Linked DNA regions of Mus musculus: region 2 is linked to region 1. The links are chromatin loops, found by intact Hi-C in ENCODE. Cell type or tissue: left cerebral cortex. All regions are shown on one strand. Links, peaks and the distances in the headings refer to the core of each region. The heading gives the core; the rest is flanking DNA. Region 1 overlaps Fam102a (family with sequence similarity 102, member A). Region 2 has its middle 30 kb from the start of Fam102a.

Region 1 (5,377 bases), core at 214-5,213:
GCATCCCTGCTGCCACTGCCAGGGACAGGTAATTAAAGAGACAGGTTTTGCTTTTTTAGCTTTAAGACATACAATTAGATGTGCAAATCCCAGCGAAACAGGGCAAGCCCTTTACCCACTGTGGTCTCTGTGGCCAGCATGCAGTTATTTTTGAACTGTCCTAAAATAGAGTAAATGCCCCACAAAACAGTGGTCTCAGATGCTCCGGATTTTCTGGATCTTTTCCGGATCTGACAGGAACCTCTTAATATGTCTCCCTGACTGGCTCTGCCTACTCCATGCAGCCATGAAGACTGGTTTAGCAAGGCCCTTGGACCTATATCCAACTGTCAAGCAGACTTCTGCGAGGTATCCATGGAGAATGGCTGCAGGCACCAGCTCAGTCTACAGGCGTGGAATGAGCCTCCTGCAGTGTCCTGGAGCAGACTGGGAAACTGCCAGTATCTCTGAAGAAGGGCTACATGAGCACTCTACAGAGTCGGATAGACATCTAGGGACACTGATGCCACAGCCAGGGTTTCAAACCTGAGGTCAGCTAGATAAAGATGAAAGAAAGCCTCCAGCAATAGGAACAACACAAGGAAAGCCTGAAAGGCATGCCCATTGCATGGGGCTATCGTGGTGACTCCTTTCTCACTGCTCAGCTCAAATGGGATGTAGAGAAGACCATCAACTTAGTGCCTGCAGAGCCACATGCTAATGGGGACCACATCTGTTACCATGGCCTCTCTCCCCTAAAAGCCTAGGACAGAGATGGCAGAGCGAGATCGCTACTCTCTTCTCTGGCCCTTCTAATGCATTAAAGTATCACCCACACCTTGATCTTATTCTATGGGATCCATGGTTCAAACACAGGACCAAAAGAACTCTCCTCTGTCCTGGGGCCTGTATAGATACCATCCCTGTTCCTCCCTGCAGATGAAGAAACCAAGGTCCAGGAGGGTGGAGCAAAGTCACAGAACACCAGGTCTCCCTGCAGCAGCCTACCACGAGACACCCTAGTTCACTATGTCATTTCAGTTTCCCGATAAATGAAGAAGGTAAACAGATACCTCAGAAGAAGGAAAGGCCAGTCTACTGCCTCTCTGGTTTACAATAAACAAGATTAAAGAGGCCCCAGAGGGTGGGGAGGGTTGCGGTTCAGGCTGAAGGGAGCCACTTCCAAGAGTTTCTCTGAGAGAAATGCAATGTTCCCATCAGGAGTCATCCAGGCAGGCAGGCTTCCTGGTCCCCAGGAATGAACTCACTGCAGCGATGTCGGGACCTAGCAGCAGCACTGCTTACAAGGTGCAACAGGGTCCTAGAGTCTTGGCGGCCCTAGGTCTCCACCACAGAGGTGACAAGCTGCCATGGGAGCTCCCTCCCAGCCATAAGTTGCTAGGAACCATGAAGCCCAGGGGGACTCTCCCTAGAGTTGATGTTAAGGTGCAAGCAGAACTGGCAGTCACTACAGGAGCAGAAAACAAGGAAAAGTGAGCCTCAGGGAATAGCATGACAGTCCCTGTGATAAGGCTCCAGGGTGACCTTAGGGCCACCTAAAACACTTCACCTTCTCACTAGAGGTTAAAAAAAAAAGGCTTGCCATGAAAAGGCACTTGATATATACAAACCTAGCAACCTGAGTTCTAGCCCTCCAATACACATGATGCAAACACACACACACACACACACACACACACACACACAGAGTAAATATAAATGTCTATCAGTACATCATTGGCATACTCAATAGGGGGCATTAGACTGGCAGAGTTCGGCACTCAAATCTTCTGAGCAAAAAAAAAGGTGAGGCCCAGTAGGACAGGCATTTCCAGACACAAGTGAGCACACAATGTCTACTATCCTGCTACCAATAAGATTGCCAGCAGGTCTGCCAGGACCATGGGCTCTGCAGGACAGGGATTTTCTTTGTGAGAGTTGTCCTGTGCACTGTGGCACATTTAGCTGCATCCCGTAGAGTAGCCTAACTCCAGATGTGACAAGCTGTTGTGGGACTTAACCAAATCAGCTCCAGTTGAGATGCTCGGTCAGAGGCCTGGGAAGCCATTCTTCATCCATCTTTCAGCTAACTCTGGTACAAGGAGGTAGACATTTATAGGAGGACCCCAGGAACCTCCCAGTCCTAGCTGTGCTCCATATCCTGCGAGACTTAGTCCTCAGATGCAGCCTACAGGCACCACCACAAGTTCCATCACTTGGTGCCCATTCCTGCTGTCCACCTGCCCCTCTCTGGCTTTGCCCAGCACAGCCTGAACCCCAGGCTTTCCCTGGTTCCTTGTACAAGCGGTCCTAGTGATGCAATCTAGAGTCTAGGCTGATGAGAGGCAGCCCCGACTGAGAATAAAATAAGGAAACAATTTAAATCGACAACATCTGCCAGTGCTTTCCCGGAGAGAACTGCACAGCTGCCTGGGGAGGGGCCCACCCCAGGGACCAGCCAAGGCATCCATCCAGGGGCTGCAGGCCAGGAGGGCCAACGTGGCAGCCCAACAGTGTTTGACTCCTGCCAGAAGTTGAGGGCCACGTGCAGGGGAAGCAGTTCCCTACAGTTCTGGCACATCCCTCCTCTGTGGTGAGGCAGCAAGAAGTTCCTAGAAGCCAAGCCACTTGGTGCCCAACACTGGAGAGTTTTGAGGCGCTCCTTCGGCCCCATGCTGCCTTCTTTGCTCCTCTGTTATCAAGAACCCTAAAAATGGCTCAGGGGTAGACAGAAAAGCTGGGAGTACAAGCTGACGTTGGCAAGTGACGCCATCAAGCACAATGTGAGCAAATGCAGCTTTAGGAAGTGCACCACGGAGAAGGGGTGAGATGATCGACGGGCACTCAAGCTGGCTGGCTTAGGAGCATCAGGTTAAGACCCACCTGGGTTTGAATCCTGGTGCCCTTCAGTCATGTAATCTGGAGACTGACCTTCAAGAAACCCAAGACAGGTAGGTGTTGGCATTCTTTGTTTGCAGTCACTGGCACGTAGCTGTCCTTCTGCTTCGTGGCCAGGATATACAGACAGCTCATGTTACTACCCAGGCAGATGCCTGTAAACCGGAGTCTGAAATGTGCCAGGAATCACTAGCTTTTTTCTTTTTTGTTGATGCTACGGTTGAAACCCAGAGCCGTGTGTGTATACTAGGCAAACGCTCTACCACTGGGCCGCACCCTCAGGCCTAGTTCCTGGATCTTGCTCTAAAGTGAAGGGATCTATAGTAAGTTGCTGGCTTTGAACCAAATGCAGGTCCAGCCCCATGTACAAAAGTGTCTCGTGGCTTCTGTCTCCTGGATGTCCTCCTAAGTGCCAAGTGCTCTTCATACACTCGCTTCATACTTATACTTCACAGATCAGGACACTGATTCTCAAGGGAGTCCAGGGACTTAAGGGAGTCCAGGGGTTGAGGGGTAGTCTGTACCCCTAGACATAATTTTGCATTCCCAGCATCCCTGGGAAATCTGCCGACATAGGAGAACCATTCTCAGGTCTCAATGACAGCATGGCTCTCTGTCCTGCCAGAACCCTAGGCCCTGTGATCTCATCCTTTTCCATGAGTATTCCACACAAGGGAAGAGATGGTATCACACCTGCTTCATGCCAAGGGAGAGATGGTCACAGAATCCATAGCCCATCACTCCCATGTCACAGGCTAGGAACACAAGGCACAAGAATTTACCTGTCCAAGGTCAGTGATCTGAACCCATGCCCAACACTACATTTTTCCATGTTAGGGCTGGAAAACAGAGGCCCTAGGAATTCAAAGGAAGAAGGCACAACAGATGTTACACTGGGATGTGGTACCAATGTCAATTCCTAAGACCTAGACTATTATAATGCTGAGGTGTTGAGTCGGATCTGCTCAGGGGACTTCCCCTTCCTAAACCCAGCAGACTCACTTGAGTGGCACGGGGAGGCAAAGATGGGTCCAAGCAAGCCTCTGCCACCCATGAACTCTAGCGCCCTTTGGGTCTCAGTCACTTTCTTTCTCATGGAATTGCTAGTGCCCAAACTAAACACGATAGGCACCTCTGTGGAACTGTGGACATGGCCTAGCCATGCACTAGTACCTGCAGAGAGGGGCCTCAGAGGCAGGTGGTCCTGGAAGCCTGCAAAAAGTACTGACCCAGCCCTCTTCCTTGCTCTGGACCTTGGATCTGGCCATTTCCCCAGTCCTGAAACTCAGCTGTCATGTTCAGAGGTGTGGCAGGTGGCCAGGAATGTGTGACCAGTGACTCAAGCCCGGGTGGTATTTGATTCACCCAAAGAGGAAGGAGTGAGAGGAAGGAGAGATTCCTGTCCCTGGGGCCTGGTTCCTGAAATTACTTAGACTCCAGTCAAGGGGATACCTTCACCCAGGCCCATCCTAAGGGCGCTCCCTAACTGTGCGGGCAGGACTGGGTCTATAGGTGTAGTTGGAACCAAGCAAGGCCCTTGTCTCCCAGAGCCAAGTAGAGGCAGGGCGTCTGTACACTAACAGTTGGTCTCCTATCTTCAAATATGGTGCTGAAGATCTAACAACTGAATGAGAGATCTCTGTAGTCTATTTCCCTAAAGTCAAGCCTTCTCACAGGGGCACCACTTCCCAGTAGGGGATTCCCAGATGTGCCTGCAGCTTGTTCTCTACAGTTTGTAGAGTCAGGGACCATCATCACTACTGTACCTGCTAACCCGGTGTTCCTGCTGCACATCGGATTCCCCATGGCCCTTTGAACTTAAGGCGACAAGATAATCAGGAGTTGTTTAGCCAGAGTCACCTCTCTTCACAGCCTGGCACTGACTCAGACCTGTTTGTCCAGCTGTGCTCAGCAGCTACCGAAGATTCCGATCACAGGACAGAAGGCCCAGGGTCAGACACCACCATGAGGCCCTGACTCACAGGGCTCCACCTCCTCCATAGACACCTGAGACTGCAGACTCAAGACCACTCCTGGGCCAATCATTGCCACTGCCACTAACTTCAAGCAAGCCACTGAGCACTTACTAGGAGTCAGGCTGAGTGGCCCTGTCCAGACACAGGCCCCACACAAGGATAATCCCATCCTCCTTGAACCACACAGGCTTTCAACTCCACTCAAATGCTATTGTGTATCTTGCCTTGGGCCTTTTTTGTTCAACAGTGTCATGGGATGGGCCTGCGATAATGGCTGCTACAGAGAATGCCCTCTGCAACCCAAAGCCCCAAACAGTCCACCCTACTGCTGCCCAAACAGAAAGGCTGCCTGGCCTACATCCAATATGGGCAGGATCAGCTTCACAACAAGGTCCAAATTTTCCCTGTTATCCATTTGGCAAACACAAACCCTGTAGAACTGCTGAGCCTAGGCTGTTTCCTCTTGGGACTTAGTGGGGCACACCAGTCAAAGGTTCATCCCTAAGACAGGGGTTGGAGCCAGG
Region 2 (5,377 bases), core at 178-5,177, 44 kb after region 1:
AAACAAACAAAAAAAGCTGTGGGACGTGGGCTGGGAGTATAGTCTAATGGTTAGAGTGCTTGTTCAGCATTGCAGGGGTCTTGATCTTCATCTTATTATCACAGAAAGCCTGTATGACACACCTCACTTAATCCTCTCAGCGCTCCGTGACTGTGGGCCGAGCCCTGGATGGTGTAGCTCTGCTGACACGTCTAGGCTCTCTCTCTCTCTCTCTCTCTCTCTCTGTGTTCAGCTTCTCTTACACCCCCCTCCCCAAACAATGAGTATAACTTGCCCTTCTCCGAAGCGGCCTTTGCACAAGCCATTGTCCCTATCAGGAATGCAGCCACCTGGCTCTCCACCCACATGGCCGCCCCTCCATCTGGTTTCCCCACCTTCTTGATAAACCGGGTGCAGTATTCCATTCCAGAAATACATCTAGGTGCATTCACCTGATTGGTGTCTGCTTCCCCCACCACGTCCTTAGGGCTGAGCTTAGGACAAGATGGTAAATATTTGCCAAAGGAATGCATGTTTTTAGTGAAGGAGTCACTGACAGAGTCTCCGGGGTTGGTAGTGTTTCTTGTTCAGTTTCTTTCTGTCTCTCCTTTGGGGTCATCTAGCCAAGACTGGCCCCTAAATTTGCTATGCAGCCAAGGATGACCTTGACCATCCGATGTATTTACTTCTGCCTGCTGAGTGGTCAGATTCCAAGTGTGACATCCATTCTTTGCCGTGCTGGGGGACTGAACCCCCAAGGACTTTCAGGGAGGTGAGCACTCCCTGAGCTGGGACGTTCCTCCCACCCACAGTTTCTCAAACCAGCTCAGACAAGATGACACTTTCGTCCAGAGATACTGGAGAAACTTGGAAGGCTTCCATCTCGAAGGAGGCAATGGCCCCATGCTCTCAGAGATGCGAGAAGGGGGTCAGGGCCAGAGGCACTTGGGTCAATCCACGAGACAGGTCCCCTAGGGAAGTGTGCCTTCAAGAGGATGTGCTGAGCGCAGCTGCCCAGAAGAGGAAGGAACCCACGGGTGGAGTGGAGGGCGGAGACCCTGCGTCCTGTGGCCCAGCAGACATTCCCACGTCTGGCCTCCACCTCTCCCACCCCTAACCATATTGAAATTCACATGCTCACTGTGGCCAGTGTTGCTACAGAGACGGCTTTTCCAGATGGGCAACACTGGGTGTAGACAAAGGTCGAGGACCGAGCCTACGTGCTCACAGTGGGTAGGAGTGGAAACTATTTGGTGCTATTTGGGAAGGTAATTTGTCGATGTGTGTCAGAGCTTCCAAAGTACGGCGCTGTGAGCCACGAATGTTCTAGTGATCTGCTCTAAAGAAACACTAGCATAGCAGATACTGGTAATTACAGAGAGGATGACTGCTCACCAGGGCAGCACGACAGGACCCACCCACTGTCCATCATCTGGGGACAGTTGAACTCTGGTGCCTCACTCACACTGGAGAATGGGCAGTAGTGACGTCACTCAGCTAATCTAGTAAAAACACTTCCTGGTGTGTGTGGGTTACAACCCCAGCAGAACAGAATAGTAAAGAGATTAACAAGCCAAGTGGATTAGGATGAAGTGACATAGGAGGGTGTTTGTGACAATGTATCTTTACATTGTATGTGTGTGTACATTTACATATATGTGAACAGGTAGAGGTCAGAGGTGAACTTCTGGTCTTACTGTTGTCATTATTTTGTGAGATAGGGTTTCTCATTGAACCTGAAGCTCATGGACTCTGCTTGGCTGACTGGCCAACGTGGCCACCTCTGACCTCCTTGTCCTCCTCCAAGACTGGAATCATAGGCTCTAACTTTTTCCTGGGTTCTAGGGATTTGAACTCAGGTCCTCATGCTTGTGTGGTAACTCTTTACTGACTGAGCCATCTTCCCAGCCCCTAGTCTGTATTAAAAAATACATACACAAATACATTTATGTGTCTATATTATAGATTAAAAATATGTATTTCTATGTATGTGGACAGTATATGTGTGTTTCTCTGTGTGTATGCATGTGTGAGGGGTGAACATGGGCCAGGCTATGAATATGGAGGTCAGAAGACCTCTGGGTATGAGCACGCCTTTAATCCCAGCCTTAGGGAGGCAGAGGAAGGCAAAGGTCTGAGTTGGAGGCCAACCTGGTCTACATAGCAATTTCCAGGATAGACAAGATCTTGCCTAAAAACAAATTCTGTCTCTATCTCTATCTCTATACACATACACACAAACATATATTTGTATATATGTGCCTGTGTTTATGGCATGTCTACTAAGGTCCCATTGGCCAAGACTGGCCATATGATGCGGTTCCTGATTTATCCTATTGCGATAAATCCCATCTTGATCCTATCCCAAGCACCTATTGCGGAATGTAGATGCTAGAGGCAAGACCTGGGGGCCACAGCAGTAGCAGTGAGGCACAATGTGTATAGTAAGGTTGTCCTGTATTAAGAAACAGTACATGGGGGATGGAGAGATGGCTCAGCGGTCAAGAGCACTGGCTGCTCCCGAGGGACCTGTGTTAGATTCCAAGCACCCACATGGCAGCTCACAATTGTCCATAACTTCAGTCCTAGGAGACTGGATGCCCTCTTCTGGCCTCTGAGGGTATTACATGTATGTGATGCATACACATGTATAGGTGGTAATACCCATTTTTGTTGTTTTGTTTTGTTTTGTTTTTGTTCTTGGTTTTTTGTTTTTTGTTTTTTTTTTCTGAGACAGTGTTTCTCTGTATAGCCCTGGCTGTCCTGGAATTCACTCTGTAGACCAGGCTGGCCTTGAACTCAGAAATCTGCCTGCCTCTGCCTCCCAAGTCCTGGGATTAAAGGCATGCACCACCACCACCACCTGGCCAGTAATGCACATTTTAATAAAAACTTTTATTTTAAAAAAAAGAAAGAAAGAAACTATGGGGGGGGGGTTGGGGATTTAGCTCAGTGGTAGAGCGCTTGCCTAGCAAGCCCAAGGCCCTGGGTTCGGTCCTCAGCTCCAGAAAAAAAAAAAAAAAATCCAACTTTTCTGCGACTTCCCAGGACTAACTCTCGGTAAAAGAACCTAGTTAGTTTTCCTCAGATCTCCAGTCTAGGCACAGTAAACCCTATTTTATGCGTTCCACCATTCTGTAAGGTCCTTAAGTATCATTATCAATAAAACTAAAAAGCATGATGTAGTGGGGCATTCCTGTAAAACCTAGCACTTGGAGAGCAAAAGCCAAAGCCAGATTGGTCCTTCTAGAGAGTTCCTGTGATCAGCTGACTGGCCAGCTGATCCAGACAAAATACATCCAGAAGAAAGTTTGAAGAAAACTCCCAGACATCCTATACACACCTCATAGGAAAAAAAAAAAAAAGAAAAGAAAAGAAACTATGTGGGGCTGGAGAGATGGCTCAGCACTTAAGAGCACTGGCTGCTCTTCCAGAGGTCCTGAGTTCAATTCCCAGCAACCACATGGTAGCTCACAACCATCTGTAATGGAATCCAGTGCCCTCTTCTGGTATGTCTGAAGACAGCCACAATGTACTTACATATAATAAATAAATGAATCTTTAAAAACAAACAAACAAACCTGTGTATGAGGTTGGCAGCTCTCCTATGGCGGGACATAGGTCAATCCCCAGGAGACAGGAGAATCCCCCAAAGCTTGTGGAACAGCTAGCCTGTGTATGCAGTGGTGAACGGCAAGAAACCCTAACTCACACAAGGAGGAAGGCAAGGACCAACACCTACCATTGTCCTCTGACCTCCTATGAACCATGGTATATGTGCATGCACAGAATTAAGATAAAAAAAAAAACAAGGGCTGGTGAGATGGTTCAGTGGGTAAGAGCACCCGACTGCTCCTCCGAAGGTCCGGAGTTCAAATCCCAGCAACCACATGGTGGCTCACAACCATCCGTAACAAGATCTGACTCCCTCTTCTGGAGTGTCTGAAGACAGCTACAGTGTACTTACATATAATAAATAAATAAATCTTTAAAAAAAAAAAAAAAAAAAAAAAAAAAACAAGATCTAACGCCCTCTTCTGGAGTATCTGAAGACAGCTACAGTGTACTTACATATAATAAATAAATAAATCTTTAAAAAGAAAGAAAGAAAGAAAGAAAGAAAGAAAGCAAGCAAGCTACCTGTCGCTGGGCGTGGTGGCACAAAAAAAAAAAAAGATAAAAAAACAAAAGGAAGGGACTGCCCCATGTCCAAGGAACCAGGAGCCACCTGAAGGGGCTCTCAAATCCAAAAACAAAACCATTGGAGCATCAGAAGAAATAGCTATGGATTAAGATTTTCAGGGTAAAATTCAGAGCTGGGAAAGCTTGCAGGTACAGAGCTGCCCATCTTGAGAGGCCCTGGTTTCCAGCCCCAGCTCAGGGAAACAACAGAGTCTAAATGAAATAAGAATGTGTGCTGCATCCACACCGCAGAAGTCAATGGCTGAGAAAACAAGCAGACTGGAAGAAAGGGCCTTCTGTCTTCTGAGGAGAATTCAAATAATTTATGGTTCTTTCTGCAGGAAGTAGCTCAAGCCACTGCCCCTTGAATGGGCGTTTGACTCAGTGACTCACTTCTAAAGTGTGAGGAGCTGACTGGACCGAATGAAGTTCAGAGGGAGAGAGCCCAAGTTTGCTCCCCAGAGCTAAAAAAACATCAAAATTTCTAAGCTGGGCATGGTGGGCCAAAGAATCCAGCACCAGGAAGACCCAGGCAGGAGGAAGGCCAGCTTGGGCTACATAGTGAGGCCCTGCCCCACTTCCCACACCATGAAACAAGAAGTAGAGACTCAGAGAGAGAAGAAAGGGAAGGAGGGAAGGAAAGGGGGAAGGCGGAGGAGGGAGAGGACTCTATTGTGTGAGGAGAAACAGCCAGCAACACACCTTAAACAGCCCTGGTTTATTCTGCGTGCCATGTGGTGATCCTGTGCCTTTGATCGAATGGAATGAGAAAGCTTCCAAGGCAATCAGGAGAAAAATATATAAGATAGATAAACAGACAGGCCGACAGACAGACAGACGGACAGATATCTACAAAACACCTGGCTGGCAAGCCTCGAAACTCAAGTCTGAAAACCTGTGGCTAGAAGGAGTCGAGAAGCAGCAACACAGTCACTTCACGCACTCGGATCCCGGGGCAGGGCCTGAGCGTACCAGTGGGTGAAGTCTGCATCAAGGCTGGGCTTGGCCAGCAGTCATAACCAAAACCAGTGTTTCTGGACAAACAGACCACAGTTGATTAAGGAGATTGACACGAGGAACACTAGACAGAAAACCGCGCAAACTCTGTAACCAGCCAAACAATACTTCTGTAAACCTAATGCTATTGCAAACTAGTAAGTTTGTTAAGAGCCGAGGGCAGCGAAGTGGTCCAATAATAAAGCCTATGCTTGACCTG

Evidence for each region. A loop is a pair of places that touch in the nucleus more often than their neighbours do. Peaks named below come from ENCODE experiments on the same cell type or tissue, not always from the same donor. Only the 100,000 strongest peaks of a DNase experiment are listed, where the experiment ranks them.
Region 2: a loop joins it to region 1, with 2.3 times the contacts of the local background. A loop is called at or near these places in 17 of 42 quality-filtered maps.

Annotation. Positions count from the first base shown.
Region 1 is chr2:32,547,006-32,552,382 of GRCm38, reverse strand. All of the region lies in intron 1 of Fam102a (family with sequence similarity 102, member A), which reads right to left. Among named protein-coding and RNA genes, the nearest start is that of Fam102a, 14 kb to the right of the region's middle. In left cerebral cortex, for the core only: no CTCF peak of the experiment used is centred there; DNase peaks (open chromatin) are centred at 2,452 and 4,229; H3K27ac peaks cover 746 bases.
Region 2 is chr2:32,502,932-32,508,308 of GRCm38, reverse strand. No RefSeq gene overlaps it. Among named protein-coding and RNA genes, the nearest start is that of Fam102a, 30 kb to the left of the region's middle. In left cerebral cortex, for the core only: CTCF peaks have their summits at 2,593 (motif pointing left) and 4,021 (motif pointing left); no DNase peak of the experiment used is centred there.